Regions from separate parts of the Mus musculus genome. Here region 2 is linked to region 1. The links are chromatin contacts, found by POLR2A ChIA-PET in ENCODE. All regions are on one chromosome and are shown on one strand. The core of a region is the stretch at or near the end of the contact, and the rest is flanking DNA. Distances in the headings are between cores, read along the strand shown.

The links. ChIA-PET counts read pairs that join two places held with the same protein, here RNA polymerase II (POLR2A).
Region 2: POLR2A ChIA-PET joins it to region 1 with 22 read pairs in Patski. The contact joins the promoter of Zzz3 here to the promoter of Usp33 in region 1. POLR2A ChIA-PET finds 5 or more read pairs at or near these places in 4 of 5 experiments (Patski and embryonic stem cell).

The regions. Positions count from the first base shown.
Region 1 is chr3:152,342,469-152,350,401 of GRCm38, forward strand. It overlaps Usp33 (ubiquitin specific peptidase 33), which reads left to right and starts at 4,010. Exons shown (of 24, transcript NM_133247.3): 1 at 4,010-4,171.
Region 2 is chr3:152,392,901-152,400,833 of GRCm38, forward strand. It overlaps Zzz3 (zinc finger, ZZ domain containing 3), which reads left to right and starts at 3,103. Exons shown (of 14, transcript NM_001080755.2): 1 at 3,103-3,238. Usp33 (ubiquitin specific peptidase 33) reads left to right here. Exons shown (of 24, transcript NM_133247.3): 24 at 1-717.

The sequences.
Region 1 (7,933 bases), core at 2,760-5,259:
CAGTGAGAGAGCAGCCGTGAGGACACATACGGAGCAGATAAGGGGGCGGGGACCTCAAACTGAAGGTCAAGGGCCTGTGGCTGGGAAGACGATCCCTTGGGCAGAATAGCTCAGAACCTCCCCTGCCTGGGCTTACAGCTTGCTAATATACGTAATAAATAGGTCATTGTGTTGATTATTTGGGAGTGAGAACGGAGACAGATAAGGCATCATTCTTAAATTACAGCCTACAGTGCCCAGAAAAGAAATCATGATTCCTGTCCCACCCTGCCCCTAGTGTTAGGGGTAGACTCTAGGACTTCACGCCAGGCAAGTTCTCTGCAACTGGGTTACATCCCTTGCTCAATTGTAAGTGTTTATTTCATTTTTTAAGCTTTTGTGTGTATTGGTTATTTTTTTCTATTGTCATGATGAAAGACTGTAATCAAGGACTTATAAAAGAAAGACTTTACTTGGGTGTTATGGTTGCAGATGTTCAAAGATGGCAGAGCACAGGTGGAGGCGACTGGAACGGTAGCTCAAGCTCACATGCTGAAGAGCAAGCAGCAAGTGGTGCAGTGCTAAGGGCTTGTGGCTTTTGGAACCTCTAAACCTATTCCAGGAAGCTCACACCTTCTCAGTCTCCGCAGACAGCCACCCACGGCATCGAGTATTCAAATGCCAAAGGCTTATGGGATATATCTTACTCAAACGGCCACAATGTGTGTGTGTGTGTGTACACGTGTGTGTGTGTGCATGTGCATGCGTGTGTGCCTGCTTGAATTTCTGTGTACCGCATGCGTGCAGGAACCTAAGGAGGCCAGAAAAGGGCATCAAATCTCTTAGACTTGGAATTACAAGTGTTTGTGAGCCGCCAAGTGGCTGCTGGGAAACTAACTCAGGTCCTCTACGGATTCTGGGAAACACTCTCAGCTGCTCTTCAAGAGCATCAAGTGCTCTTAATGGTTGAGGCATTTCTCTGGCCCTTCCTAGCTTATTTTAAAATTATTATTATTATTATTATTAAAATTGTGTGTGCGTGTATACACGTGTGTGTGTGCGTGCATGTAAGTGATAGTATCTTTGGAGGTCTGGGTATCAAAGGTGGTCAGCTCGCCTAGTCTAGTGATAAAGGGGTTTATAGGCTGCTCAACGTGGGAATTAAACTTGAACTTTCTACAAGAGTAATGTGCTTACACACACACACACACACACACACACACACACACACACACACTGTGTACATATGCAATATTAATAAATAGAGTTAGTACTTTTTCTTGTTTCCTGTCACTATTGTGTAATCAGCCTTACCACAATCCGACCACCTTACCTTTCTCTCTCTTTCTTTCTTTCTTTCTTTCTTTCTTTCTTTCTTTCTTTCTTTCTTTCTTTCTCTCTCTCTCTCTCTCTCTCTCTCTCTTTCTTTCTTTCTTTCTTTCTTTCTTTTTTTTCAAGACAGGGTTTCTCTGTGTAGCCCTGGCTGTCCTGGAACTCACTCTGTAGACCAGGCTGGCCTTGAACTCAGAAATCTACCCGCCTCTGCCTCTCAAGTGCTGGGATTAAAGGTGTGCGCCACCACTGCCCGGCCCTGCCTCAGAAACTTACTCACAGTCAACCCCCTGCCTCACACACTCACTCAGCGTCATCATGCTGCCTCACACAGTCACTTAGCGTCATCCCCCTGCCTTACACATTCATTCGTGGTCATCCCCCTGCCTCTGAAACTCAATCACAGTCATTCCCCTGCCTCAGAAACTCCCTCACAGTCATCCCCCTGCCTCAGAAACTTTTTTTTTTTTTTTTTGGTTTTTTAAGACAGGGTTTCTCTGTGTAGCCCTGGCTGTCCTGGAACTCACTCTGTAGACCAGGCTGGCCTTGAACTCAGAAATCTACCCGCCTCTGCCTCCCAAGTGCTGGGATTAAAGGTGTGCGCCACCACTGCCCGGCCACCTTAGCTTTCTTGCGTGATAGATTATGCCCTCTTATTTCATGGGCCAAAAATAAAATGGAAAAAAAATTTCTCTTAAATTGCTCCTGGTGATTCATGCCTTTAATCTCACAAGTCAGGAGGGAGAGCTCAAGGCTAGCCTGGGCTACATAACAAGACCCTGACTTAAAAACAAAACACAGTAGTTACAAAGCACTGGCTGCTCTTCTAAAGGAATTGTGTTCGATTCTTTGACCCCATAGGTGACTCACAACCATCAATAACTCTAGTCTTGGGACCCAAGACCTTCTTCTGGCTTCCTAGGGCACCGGTTATTAAGATTATACACAGACATATATGTAGACAAAGCACCCATACAAATCAATCAATCAGTCAATCAATCAATCCTCCAAAAATAAACCCCACCTTTACAGTAAAAGTGCACACTGAGGACCTCTGTCTTCTGGGCAGCTCGTGGCGGCTGCCATCTTGAAATCAGAAAGCAGTAGTTAGCAGCATGAACCCTCACATCCTGTGCCCGTTAGCATTTCCCCATGGACACAATGGCGGGCACCCAGGCTTATGCAGCACCTCCTATCTCTGAGGGTATAAATGTAGTTAACAATGCTGGAGGCATGGGAGAGACTCATTGTTGGTATAGCTACCCTTAAGTGGTCTATGCTTGAATGACCCCCAATTAAAACACTTATTTGGCCTGATGTTGTTATATCTGGGTAAATAAAAATGAATTTCCTGGGGAAAACCATTCAATAAAAATTGAAAGCCGGGTGTGGTGGCACACGCCTTTAATCCCAGCACTCGGGAGGCAGAGGCAGGTGGATTTCTAAGTTCGAGGGCAGCCTGGTCTACAAAGTGAGTTCCAGATCAACCAGGGCTATACAGTGAAACCCTGTCTCGAAAAAAAAAAATGACAATATTACTGATTTGGATATCAGTGAAAGCAAACGAGCAATATCTGGAGTAGGCCGAGGGTAGAGTGGTGGTAACCATGGGGCCTCCCACACAGCTTCATTCCCTTGCGCCAAGCCCCAGACAGCAAGGAGTATCATGGTTAACATCCTCTGATTCCACTAGCAGAATAATTAGAAGCCCTCAGATTAGTCGCCTGCTTCTGATGGAGACTGGCATTTTGCACAATATTTAGATACATGCTCCCAACCAACTTTGGGGTTAATCATATAGACATGTCTTACTCTGTAATCCAGGCTAGCCTCAAACTCACAATCCTGCCACAGCCTCCCAAGTGCTGGCTTTACCGGGGTACACCACCATGCCCAGCTGACAAACTTTTTCAGCTTTGCAGTTTGAATTCACATATTATAAAATCAAACAGTGAGGGGCTAAAAAGATGACTCCTGGTTAGGACCACTGGCTGCTCTTCCAGAGGACACTGGTTCAATCCCCAGCACCCAGAAGGCAGTTTAGTTCACAGTTGTTTGTAACTCCAGATACAATGGATCCGACATCTTCACTGAGATATGCATGCAGGCAAAACACCAATGCATATAATAGAAATAATTGGAAAAATATTAAAAAGTGAATGTAACAGTCACATAAGTGGAAGGTTTTTTTTTTTTTTCCTATTGCTCTAAGTACCAAGAAGATCTCAAGGTTTCAGTAACTATTTCATTTGATCTTGATTTAACCTAGTGGAAAATGGTAGAGATTAATTTCTTCTTTGTATATATGGCAAAGAGAAATGCATTTGCTTCCAGAAAATGTAGGTCTTAAAGGAGTTATTAGAAAAGCAAGGTTTAGGACTAGCCTCACACTGCAGCCCAGACTGGCTTCGAAGTTACCGCAATCCTCCTGCCCCAGCCTTGAGCTAGCCACTTCATATTGCAAACTTCAGACCTTTCTGAGGCTTTCCGTACTGCGGAGTTTATAATGCACCGCGACGAGACCTTGGGAAGCTGTCTTGTGACTGCAGAGGGTGGGAGAATAGGAATAAAAGCAGAAATGCGGCCGAAGTGGTGTACACGTCAGCTCAGGTTGCCTGTCTAGCACAGGCCTAGCGGAGAACCGAGGCCAGGCCCGAGGCCCCGCCCCGGGGCGTGTCTCCCCAAGGTCCCGCCCCCAGACGCCCGCAGCGGCCGCGGAGACACCGGAAGGAGCGGCGGCTGCCGAGGGAAGCGTCGGGCAGCGGTCGGGTTCTGCGGGCCGCGCTGCGGAACCGTTTTGCGGCCCTGCGGATCCGAGCGCTCAGGCTCCGAGGAGGAGTGCGCTGGGCGGCGGGCTGAGGTGAGCGCGGCGGACGGGCGGGCGGGCGTGCGGCGGCGGCGGGCCGGAGGGAGGGCGGGCGCGGCCGGGCTGAGGCTCGCCCCGGCGCGCGGCCCGGGCGGCTCGGTGGTCAGGGATCCGGGTCGGGGGGCGCGACCTGTGCGCGCCGCCCCGTTATTCATTGCTACGAACGGGAAAACCGAGGTGTCACCGTCCCAGTGGCGTGTCTTCGGCCGACGCAGCGTTTGGGTCGAGTCCAGTCGTAGCGTCTGTCGGTCGCAGCTTTTGTTCGGGTCACATTTCCACGGTGTGAGTGCTTTCCCAAGCGCTCAAGCATTTTTCAAATACAAAATGCTCCTCGTCGGAAAATTCGTCATGTTGACCTGTTAGGCAATGTGATTGATTTGATTGCCTTAGGGGCTTTGCACACAACTGAAGATTAGGGTTTACATTCTGTCGGAATCAGTATTAGGCCTGCGAAATGGAGCCAGGGGCTGACATCCTGGCTGGAGCAGAGTCTAACTAAACTGAAGACGCGTTTTACCAAAGGTCTCGAGACTTAGTGCTTAATGTAGAATTCTAGAATGTTCTCTCTCTCTCTCTCTCTCTTTTTTCTTCTTTAAATTTTTTCGAGACAGTCCAATGTCTGGCCTCCCAAGTCCTGATCCTCCTGCCTCCATCTCCCAAGTTGCTGGGATTCCAAATGTATTGCCACCATGTCATGCCAGATATTTTTTTGTTTGATCTGACAATTTTTTTCTTTACGAAAAACCTGTTACCAAAGATAATGAGAGTCAGGGTAGACTGCTCAAGCCTAGAGATGCCTTTGGCAGAAGATAACATTTGGAAGGTGGAGGAAGGTAGAGAAGGACTTCCAGGCTAGCCTAGGCTACAGGAGCCCCCATTTCAAAGCAAGCAAGCAAGCAAGCAAGCAAACCAAAGAGGCAGGGGAGGGGAGGGAGAGGGAGAGAATGAGACCATTTCTCCGAGTGTCTTCTGTGGTTGAGGGTGCAGTTGTATCTTATGGAAAGGTCAGAGCAAATCCGATGATTGCAGCAGGCTATTTGATCTTATGAATGCTGGCAGTGAGTTTGTACTGTTAATATAAGTATGGAAGAATGAAAATTTTATAACTTGTTTCAGTAACTTATACTATGCCGATAGTTTTGTTATTTCATTTACTTTGGCAAGATGAGAAAAACTACACAAATATACATGGGGGCTATATTTATGATTGCATGCTATTTTTTTTTTTTTTTTTTGGTTTTTCGAGACAGGGTTTCTCTGTGTAGCCCTGGCTGTCCTGGCACTCACTTTGTAGACCAGGCTGGCCTTGAACCCAGAAATCCGCCTGCCTCTGCCTCCCGAGTGCTGGGATTAAAGGCGTGTGCCACCACGCCCGGCTTGCATGCTATTTTTTGATCTGCATTGCCAGTTTTCAGTTACTTTCCTTTTTAGTTCATGTAGTATATGAATAAGCAAATCTCTCCACATAGTTGCAGCAAGTAGGTGATTTGCTGTTTTCAGGATCCTTTCACTTACAAAATCTTACTTGATTCTGTTCCTGTCCTCTGACGAATGCCAAATAGCCTTTTCCCAAGTCAGAGTTTCAAGCTTGTGTAAGGATCAGCCTTTCCTTCTGAAACAATATTGCCAAACCAGCCTGTACTAGAAATTAGAATTCAGGTGGATTAAGGCTGAGCCAGGTCGTGGTGATATGCACCCCTTTAATCCTAGCACTTGGGAGGCAGAGGCGGTCTTAACCTCTGTACATTCCAGGCCAGCCTGGTCTACAGCGAGAGTTGACAGCCATGGCTACACACACAAACCCTGTCTCAATCAGTCAATCAAGCAACCAAGTGGAATAAAGATTATAAAATTATGAGAGACTTAAATGCAGCGTTTTAAAAGCTTGAGTTTTTTTTTTTTTTTTTTTTTTCTTTTTCTTTTTTTGAGACATGCTGGCCTTGAAATTGCTTGCGGCTCAGGATGACCTTGAATCCCTCTGGACTTGCACCATCTCCTGTGCTGGGACTGTAGTGCTTACCAACCTGCTGGTGCAAGAGTCTGTGCTGCAAGAAAATGACGTAAAATGCTCAATGATGTCTAAGAGGGGAAATGTGGATTATTTGAAAAAATAAAGAGATGAGGGGATAGTATTGCCCAGATGGGCCTGGAACCTCACTTTTTCCTATTCTAGCCTCCTCGGTGGCTGGGCCCACAGTACCACATCTGCTCCAGATCTGTTCCCTCAGTATAGGTGCAGTTCTAAAGCTGTTAAAAGTCTACATTGGGGTTTCAGGAGCATGTTGGTAGTAGAACAAAGAATTTGAGGTGAGTACAGTTGGTTTATCTTTCTATAAGAAGATTCACGGGGCTGGAGAGATGGCGCAGTGTTTAAGAGGGCTTACCAAGGTCCTGAATTAAATTTCTAGCTCAAGTAGGTAGCTTGAACACCTTTATCTGGTTTCCATGGACACAAGCAAACACACATACACATAAAATAATACAAATAAAGCACCCGTAGGGCACATGAATTTTGTGCAGTGTGGTGTCTGTATGTGTAATGAGAACTCATATTTAAGAGACAGTGCATTTGTGTTACTTCAGAGAGTAGGTAGGTCAGTAACCTGTTGAAGGCAAGGCTCTCCTAATAAGAGGAGTGGCCCATAGGGCTGTAGCGATGTGGGAGAGCACTTAGTATGCACAAGGCCCCGACTCTGCTCCCCAGAACTACGGGGTGGGAACCGAATGCAACATGTTTTCTAAAACTCTACAGTTGAGTAGGGTCTTTGCTGTGGGTTAGCCCGGGGCCTGTGCATGCTAGGCAAGCACCTGTAACCCCCTAGCTGATTCTTTGCTTTTTATTCTGAAACTAGCCTCACTGTGGTATCTTTACCTCCAGAGGGCAGAGGGCAGAGGGCAGAGGGCAGGGGCAGAGGGCAGGGGCAGAGGGCAGAGGGCAGAGGGCAGGGGCAGAGCAGCAGATCGTGAACTCACTTTGTAGCCTTGAATTTGTTACTTTTTTTCCTTTCCTTTTTTTTTTTTTTTTTTTCTTTTTGGTTATTTTGATGGAGTCTCATAAAGGCAAGGCAGAAACTTGCTGTGTAGCCCAGGCTAGCCTGGAACTTGCTGTGTAGCCCAGGCTAGCCTGGAACTTGTGATCCTTCTCTCTCCACTTCTGAATAGCTGGGATTATTGGCTTGGACCACCAGTTCTGGCAGATGGAGTCTTTTTGCTTGTTTGTTTTTAATAGAAGTACATATGGTGAGAACCTTATGGGTATTATAAAATCCTTCAGGCCTAATTCTCTTGAGAACCTTATACTTATTCTAGGATATATACTCTTGTTTTTTTTTTTTTTTGTTTGTTTTTTTTTTTTTTTGTTTTTTGAGACAAGAGTCGCACTATGTCCTGGTCACTGTAGACCAGGGGTCTGCCTGCCTGGCCTCTGGAGGTAAAGGTGTGTGGTGCTGCTCCCTGTCTTGCTTCTTCCTTCTTTAGTTCCTGTACTTAAAGTACATTTAAACCCTCTCCTAAAACACTCCAGATGTGATTCATAATAAATAAATGATAGGAAGGTCTTTTGGAGGTTTAGCTGACGGAGACAATCCCCCTCCCCCTCCTCCTCCTCCCATACAGAGTGAATTCCTAGGGAGGTGAGACCCTGAGGCTGGAAGATTAACTTGGGTAGCTTTAGGTTCGACTGAATTTTGACAGCTTAAACCCCTTTAAATGAACGTGAATTGATTGTACAAACGCATTACTGGAGTCCTGTGTGAT
Region 2 (7,933 bases), core at 1,853-4,352, 50 kb after region 1:
TTTACAAAATGTCTTTTTTGAATGTAACGGGATGTATTCATTTTTAGTGGAATTTGTTACCAGATATCAGTAAATTATTGCTGCTTATAATGTAAAATGTTAAACTTTAGTTCTGTAGACCTGAATGGTATTCATTAATGTTAGTAACAAGAAAATACCCCTTAGTTTTAGGCCACTTCTATTTTGAGAGCATGAAGTATGGAATGTGTCAAATGAGATTGTTGATAAAGCTGAAACCACTTGCAAAATGATTTTTTAATGAAATGCATAAAGTCTTTTTGAATAATAGAGTATTCACTGCTGTTTGCTTGATCATGTGATGTCAAAAGCTCAACTATATGCAACTACAAACATGCAGGTGACTGAGGGACAGCATTCATGGTGACTTTGCAATGTTGTTAAAACTCATTCAATAAAAATAATTCTAAAATGTATAAACTGAATGTTGAATTTATTTGATAGACTTTTTAAAAAAGGTGTAAAGTCTGTTAGTATTAATGCCTTTCATTATATCTTATTTGAAAGCATAAGCTAGGAAGTTATTTGCTATAATAACGTTTATTAAACTGTTTCAGAATGGCAGCATGGTGGTTGGCATCTGTCTCCCAGTACCTGGTAGGCTTGGCTGGAGGAACCTAAGTTTGTGGGCTGTAGAACAAGACCGTCCCAAAACAACAGCTAACTATAAATAAAACTTATCAACTGTGCATTTAAAAATGGTGATTTTCTAACTCTAGCACCCTCACTCATCCTGATGTCGGATGTTACACATGCTGAACACTATCTTACTTTAGTTTGGATATGAAATATATCCTGTGTCGAAACACCACCACCTGGGGGTGTTGTGAGGTGGCTGCACCTGAGGATGTCAGCCTCATCCACAGGCTGCATCTTGTCCCTGACCTGCGTATCTTTGTGCCTCCTAGTTGCTCCCTGAGGCTGAACAGCTTTTTTCTGCCATCATGTTCTGCCTTGTTACAGGTCTAAAAGCAATGGAGTCAGTTGACCATGGGCTAAAACTTGAGCAAAATAAATCTGTCCCTTGCTTTTCTTATTTTGTTATAAGGATCAAAGCTAACAACCACAATGCTTTTTATCACTGAGATATATATACTTCAACGCTAACATTCCTTCTAAGAGACTTATTCAAGTGTTTTTCAACCTGTGAGTAGGAGTGCTTATAGCTCAGTGGAGTGTTCTCTCTTAACTCTTTCTCTTCAAAACTTCATGTGACTCAGGCTGGCCTCAAACTTGCTTCGTAGCCTATAATTCCAGTACTGTGAGGCAGAGGCAGGAAATGAAGAGTTCTAGGATGTATACACACACACACACACACACACACACACACACACGGATGGAGGGAAGGGCAGGGAGAGTATTGTAGATCAGCCTTGACTATAGAAGCTTGCCTCAGCGAAAACAAGCTTCAAATCGCAATGCCTGTTTTGCCAACAAATGTTAGCAAGGCCATGGGTTGGGTTTCTCTCTTATGTTTACATATTAGTGCCGGGTGGTGGTGGTGCACGCCTTTACTCCCAGCACTCGGGAGGCAGAGGCAGGCAGATTTTTGATTTTGAGGCCAGCCTGGTCTACAAAGTGAGTTCCAGGCCAGCATGGGCTACACAGAGAAACCCTCTCTCGAAAAACCAACAAAACAAAACGTTTGCGTATTAGTGCGGTGGTACCATTCCCACGGAAGAGAAAGGGAAAGTAAACCTGTGGGGACCTTTATCGTTACAACCATCGTTCTCTTGGAAACGGATGACAGTCCAATAATGGCGCGCGCGTGCGTGCGTGCGTGCGTGCGTGCGTGCGTGTGTGTGTGTGTGTGTGTGTGTGTGTGTGGCTAGACAATGCTCCCAGCAGCAGATAAATTCTGACCATCCCAATAGTAGCTAGCCTATGCAGGTAGCATATTGCCTGGCTGGGAAATCGTGTTATTTTTATATCTCTGCCTATTGCAAGTCCAACACAGTTCAATAAAAACCATGGGAGGGTGTGCTGTGGTGAGGCCTTATAGACCCCACTACTAGGAAAATTAAGGCAATGGAGAGCAGTGTCTCTAAGACACAAGATGGCAGGTGTGATAGTCAGTATAACTATAATTGGTATTCTTTATTTTGGAGCAGATATTACTCTGAGTTGAATTGGAGACAACCAAATACAAGTCCACTTCTATGATCTAATAACTTACGAGCAATTGAAAAGAAACCACACTTACCCACTTCCTTGGAAAAACAAAACTGCTCCAGCTAAGGAAAACAAAGAAAGGCACTGAAGCCATACTGCACAGTTGCGAAGAGCCCCAGTTAATGGATTCTACCAGTGGACTTGGTATTTTTTGGAACACAATCTAATAGCCAAAGGGTTGCATGAGCGTCCCCACAGCTCAGAAGTGGTGGCCTATGGTGCTATCAACCCAGAGGAAATACTTATCCCTGTAACTGAAGGCGGGCATTACTTTGCTGCACTGCTAATACTGTATATTTGAAAGGGCGGTGTTATGGATTGAACTCAGAGCTTCACGTAGTTCCGGTAAGCACACGCTGAGCTACATAAATAACCAGTTTTCACTATGGGTTGAGCCATACTTGGTGCTGGACACAACTGTGGGCAAAAGCTAAGAGAAAAGACGCCCTGCCTTTAAAGAGACTTCATTCTTGGCGGGTAGTGCTGTTTAAAGGTACGGAAAATAAAAGCGGTGGAGAAGGTGTACTCTGGTGGGACTGCCGACGAGTCGCGGTGGAGCTGGGGAAGAGTCCTGCCCTAGGGAGGGAGGTGAGCAAAGGCTGGAGAGGTGGGCGCCTGCGTACTGAGCGGGCGGCGGCTGGCGCGGCAGTCCGGGGCGTCGTGCGGAAAGCGCCGCGGGGCCAGGCAAGGTCGGGACGCGGGCGGGGAGCCTCTCCGGGAAGGTAGAGCGGATCACAGCACGCAGCGGGCTGGGCCGGTGAATCCTCCCGCCCGCCGGCCGGCCGGGTCGGGATCGCTGCAGCGGCCGCGGCCACCAGTAGGTGGCGCGCCGAGCGCCCGGCTCCCAGCGTCTCAGAGCCGAGGAAGGAGGGGACCGGAAGGAGCCGCCGCTGCTGCGGGAAGTGGAGGAGCGGGAGGCGGGGACCCACCTGGAAGCGCCGCGGCGCCGCTGTGGCGCTTCCTGCGGCGGAGGGCGCTGGAGCCAGTGCGGCGGCCGACGGCGGCCACGCGGGCGGCGCCTCCCGGAGCGGCCCGCCCCACGCGAGAGGTAAGCGGGATCCCCGGGGCGCGTGGCGGGGCCGGCGCAGGGGCGGGAGCGGAGCGCGGAGGGAAAGGCGCGCGCGGGGCCGGAGCCCTTCAGAGCGAGCGAGCGCCGGGAGGGGGTGGCCGAGGCGGCGGCGGCGGCGGCGCCCCCACGTGGGCCGGGCGCGCGCGTTCGCGGCTGAGGGGGCGGGGAGGCCTGCGGAGGCGCCGGGCGCGCGCGCGGGGCTCACGTGACGGCCACGTGACCGGAGGCCAGGCCGGCTGAGGGCTAGCGCGGTCCTCCGTGGCGTCCGGAGGGCGGCAGAGGGCTGAGTTTGGCGTCCCGCCTTTCCTTCTCCCCTCAGACGACTCAGAGGAGGAATCCAGGGCGGGGAAGGCTTGCCTCTCCTCCCGTTTGCCCGCGGCCTCCCAGTGCGAGGACGAACCACACGTTCAAAGTCCCGAAGTAGTGATTAGCTTCCCCCACGCCGCCATGTTGGCTCCAGCGCACGCCCGCCCGCGAGATGCCAGCGGGTCGGTATCGCGAGATCTCCGGACTCTCGCGGGACCTGGTTGGCAGAGCGGTTGCGCTGGATGGCGGAGCCCCGGGTTCTCGGGGCCCTGGGACCAGTAACTCTTTTCCTGCAGGCAAGTTGTCGGGGAGGGGCCGGGGCGCGCGCCCGGGCGCCGGGAGCCTTCGTGCGCGCGCCTCGCCGTCGCCTGCGGCGGTGCAGAGCGGCTGTCGCGCGCCGCGCTCCTCCCGCCCCCGGGCGCCCGCCACCTGCGGAGACCTCCCCGCCGGCCGCTGCCCGGCGCTCGCTCGCCGGCCCGGAGGCCGCTGCCAGCCCGCCCCGCCCGCCGCCGCCCCCTCTGCCCAGTTACCCTCTCTGCAGACAGCTCCACTTTCCTGTCGCCTGTGGCTGCAGAATCTTCCCCCAGTCTCCCAACAGAACGCATAGCATCTCTCGTGTCCGGGCGTCATTTAGCCACCCACTTGTCTATTGGGAAGTTCTCCTCGTCACCCTGGCTGCTGACAGTAACTTTTGGCAGTGTTTGGGAGGCCCCCTCACCCCTGACAGTACCCGAGGTCAGAATACAATCCTTGTTCTGTACATGCTGATAAACTCACGTCGGTAGGGATTGGGGCTACCATTTTTGGTATTCTGGGGTGCCGGTTTTGTTTTGCAGAAAATAGTAGTGGGTTTGTTTTAACGAAAAATCCCGCTACTTCTTAAATTTGAGGTCGGTCATAAGTGTCTTCATGAGTCAATCACTTTTTTCTACTTAGAACAGCCACTCACAAGTCAGTTTACCATATTTGTTTTCATTTCTTTGTATTCAAAAGTATGGAAGCTACACAATCGGGAAACTAGATAGATAATTCATTCATAGTTATCCTGTCCGCCCCACCCCTCGCTCTGAGACAGGCATACTATCTGTATCCCCGGATACTCTAAAACTGACTAGGTGGGCCCGGATTCATGGCATTTGTTATCACAGCCAGCACATACCATTTTAAATTTTTTATCATTTACTTATTATGTGCCTGTGTATCTTGGATATTGTATGTGCTCAGCTCTCTGGAAGCCAGAAGAGGGTGTCTGATCCCCAGGATCAGTATTACAGGACTTTCTAAACTGTTCAGAGTAAGGGGTCTGAACTTTGGACCGCAAGACAGAGCAGCAAGCACTCTTAACCACTGTCTGTCTCTTTGAAACTACAAAAGTGTACTTACTACCTACAGAAAGGGAGAGTAAAATGCTCTTTATTCTGTTTTACAAACTTCTCAGTTTTCTACCCTGAACCTGATCATTTTGTGGTCCGTGCTTTGTCCTAAGTTGTCAGGGCTAAGTTGGAGGGCTGATTTGGTAATAAACTTTCATAGCATTTACAAGCAGCAAATTATCCACTAGATAAAATTATATAGTGTTAGATCTGTTGTCAGGACTCAAGTGTAGATAACTTGGTGAAAGTATCTAATAGCTCCAATAATAGAGCTTTTGTTTGTTTTTGCAGTGGAAATGTTCTAGGGTGCTGGTAGCTTTGCACACAGAAAGTTCTTTTAAAACAAAGATTTAAGGAAACATCAGCTTTATAATTTTTAATGCTTATGTAAGTACCAATTATGCATTCTAAACCAAAAACATGCCTATGGATGTTAGTTCTTTTAAAATTTTGACCCTGAGTTTTAAAAAGATGCTTATTTTATGTGTATGTGCCCTAGTGTTGTGGTCAAGGAGGCCTTGAGGGTCAGAAAAGGATTGTCAACAGTCCCTGGAGTTACAGGCGGTGGTTGTGCGCTGCTATGTGGGTGCTTGGAACCAGAGGATCAGCAGCAAGTGCTCTTAGCTGCTGAGGTGTCTCTTCTAGCCCCTCAGAGTAGTAGTTTAATCCAATCACTAGAACGATAGACACCAGTAGTTAATACAAACATCTGCTTACATTAGGAGCACTAAGTGTCATTTTTGTCATTACTCCTCTGAAAAAACATAGCAGTGGTAGAATTCTATTTAAAAATTCAAAAAGCCAGGCAATGTAGCTCATGCTGCGCTGGAACTTAGTTCCTCTAGTCCTCTAGACTTGAGAGGCAGCCGGCAGTCACCATTTCTCTCTTTACTAGACAGGGTGCAGTAAAAAGTAATTGTACATGACTCCAGTGGTCTTTTCTCTTAGCAGCCCTGGCTGTCCTGGAACTCACTCTGTAGACCAGGCTGGCCTCGAACTCAGAAATCTGCCTGCCTCTGCCTCCCGAGTGCTGGGATTAAAGGCGTGTGCCACCACCGCCCGGCCTTGTTTGTTTTTTAAATTAGTCTGTGCAGGTAGGAAGATTGAGGACAGACATGTTGAGTTATAATGTGGAGAAGATGAAAGGAAAATAGGCTGACAGTGGAGCTATACAAGTTAGGGATGCAGAGAGGCCAGGGTAGGCAAGTCCATTGACCTTGAATTGACCAGTTAGGAAAGAGTAGGAGAGACAAGTTAGTTGTTCTTTTGGGAGAGGGGCTATTTGTTTTGGGACAGGCTCTTACTGTATAGCCCTGGCTAGGCTGCTGTCTATATGCAGACTGTACTGGCTTTGAACTCCTGGCAATATTTCCACCTCTGACTTTAAAGGTTGTGAATACAGAGTGTACGATACCCAATTCCTAAATGTCTCTTAGACTGCTGTATAGGTCACCTTCAGATGACACTAGATACACTTGTACTGCAGGTCAGCAGGTGAGTGACATTCTGTGGATTCCTTCATAATCTGTGGAGCTGGATATGGTGGCTTATGCTTTTACACCCAGCATGCAGAGTGAGGAAGGAGCATTACTGAGTTTTAGACTAAACAGCTTTAATGACTACATAGTGAGTTCAAAGCCATCCTGGGTGATGAGTGAAACCCAAGGTCACATACATAGAGGAGAAAAACAAAAGTCAGCAATGGAAGTCACACTTTTGCAATGGTTTCTGCAAAGCTATCCACCTAAATTTTGCATAATAATGATTGGTTTGTTGTATGGGTTAGAGAATCTCCTGTGGACGTGGTGGTGCAGGACTTTAAACCCAGCACTTGGGAGTCCGGTGAGTCTGCATATGAGGCCAACCTAGTCTACTGATAGAGTTCAAGGGCAGCTACGCAGAGAAACCAGTCCTCAAAAACAAAAGAACTTTGTTCTACAAACTGTTTTTGGTGGTGAGTTTTGTAGATTACCAGTCTTTTACAAGTAATTTACTTTGAGGTTGAGAAAAGAATCAAGGAAGAGGAAAAAAGTGTCTTGCATTGAATTGTTCGTACATTTTATAGTAAAGTACATGATGAAAAGCTGTTGCAGGGGCTTTAAGAAGAAAACTGATTTCAAGTAAAAGTTCCGTTTGGGGTTAAACTATAAGTAACAGTTGAGTGTTAGGATGTTTTGGGCAGCATTTAGTATAATTGTGATACATTTTTATATAATTTTCTGTAATTAAAACTCTGGTAACTGTTTGGTTCCAGACCCCTAGACAGGGGACTGAGGTGCATATTTTACATAGCAAAGCTGACTTGGCCTCCAAATCCTCCCAGTGTCCCTCAGCCCCTACCTGCCTTCCCCCAGGCTCTCCTCTATATCATCTAGACTTTGTGGTATTCCTCTTCTCTCTGTGGGTGCACCCTTTCTGTCTTTCTCTCTTCCTGTCCCATTTTCCCTATGGCGAGTTCCCTGGCCTCAGTCCTTGGGGCCAGTGAACTCTGCCTGAGAGCAGCTTCCCAATAAACCTGCCTTTAATAGAATCTAACCTGACTTGAATTGGCTCACTTCAGTAACCACTGTCATACTAGAAAAAAGTATATGTGTATCAGTCTGCATTGCAAAGTCCCAAAGGTGTGTCTGGGTTTTGAAACTGGCTGTCTGGACTTGACATTTTTGTTTGACACTGCACTTCTTACCTTTCTGTTGTTTTCTGCCTCCTTCCTGTAGTATTGTATAATGATTTCTATCCTGTCGGATAAGTGAGTTCTGTACCTTTCCCTGCGGACCGCACTGTTGCAGGACAGGTCAAGCTGGTTACTTAGTCCTGCTCCTCCCGCTTCGTGCAACACTGGGGATTGGACCTAGGACCTCAGGCAGGCTAGGGAAGCACCCTACTGCACTGTAATTCAGTTTTTACCTCTTCCTGCCCTCTTGTGTTTTGAGGCAGAGCTTCCACAGGAGGCTGGCCTAGAGCTCTTTTTCCTCCACCACCCAAGAGATGGGTC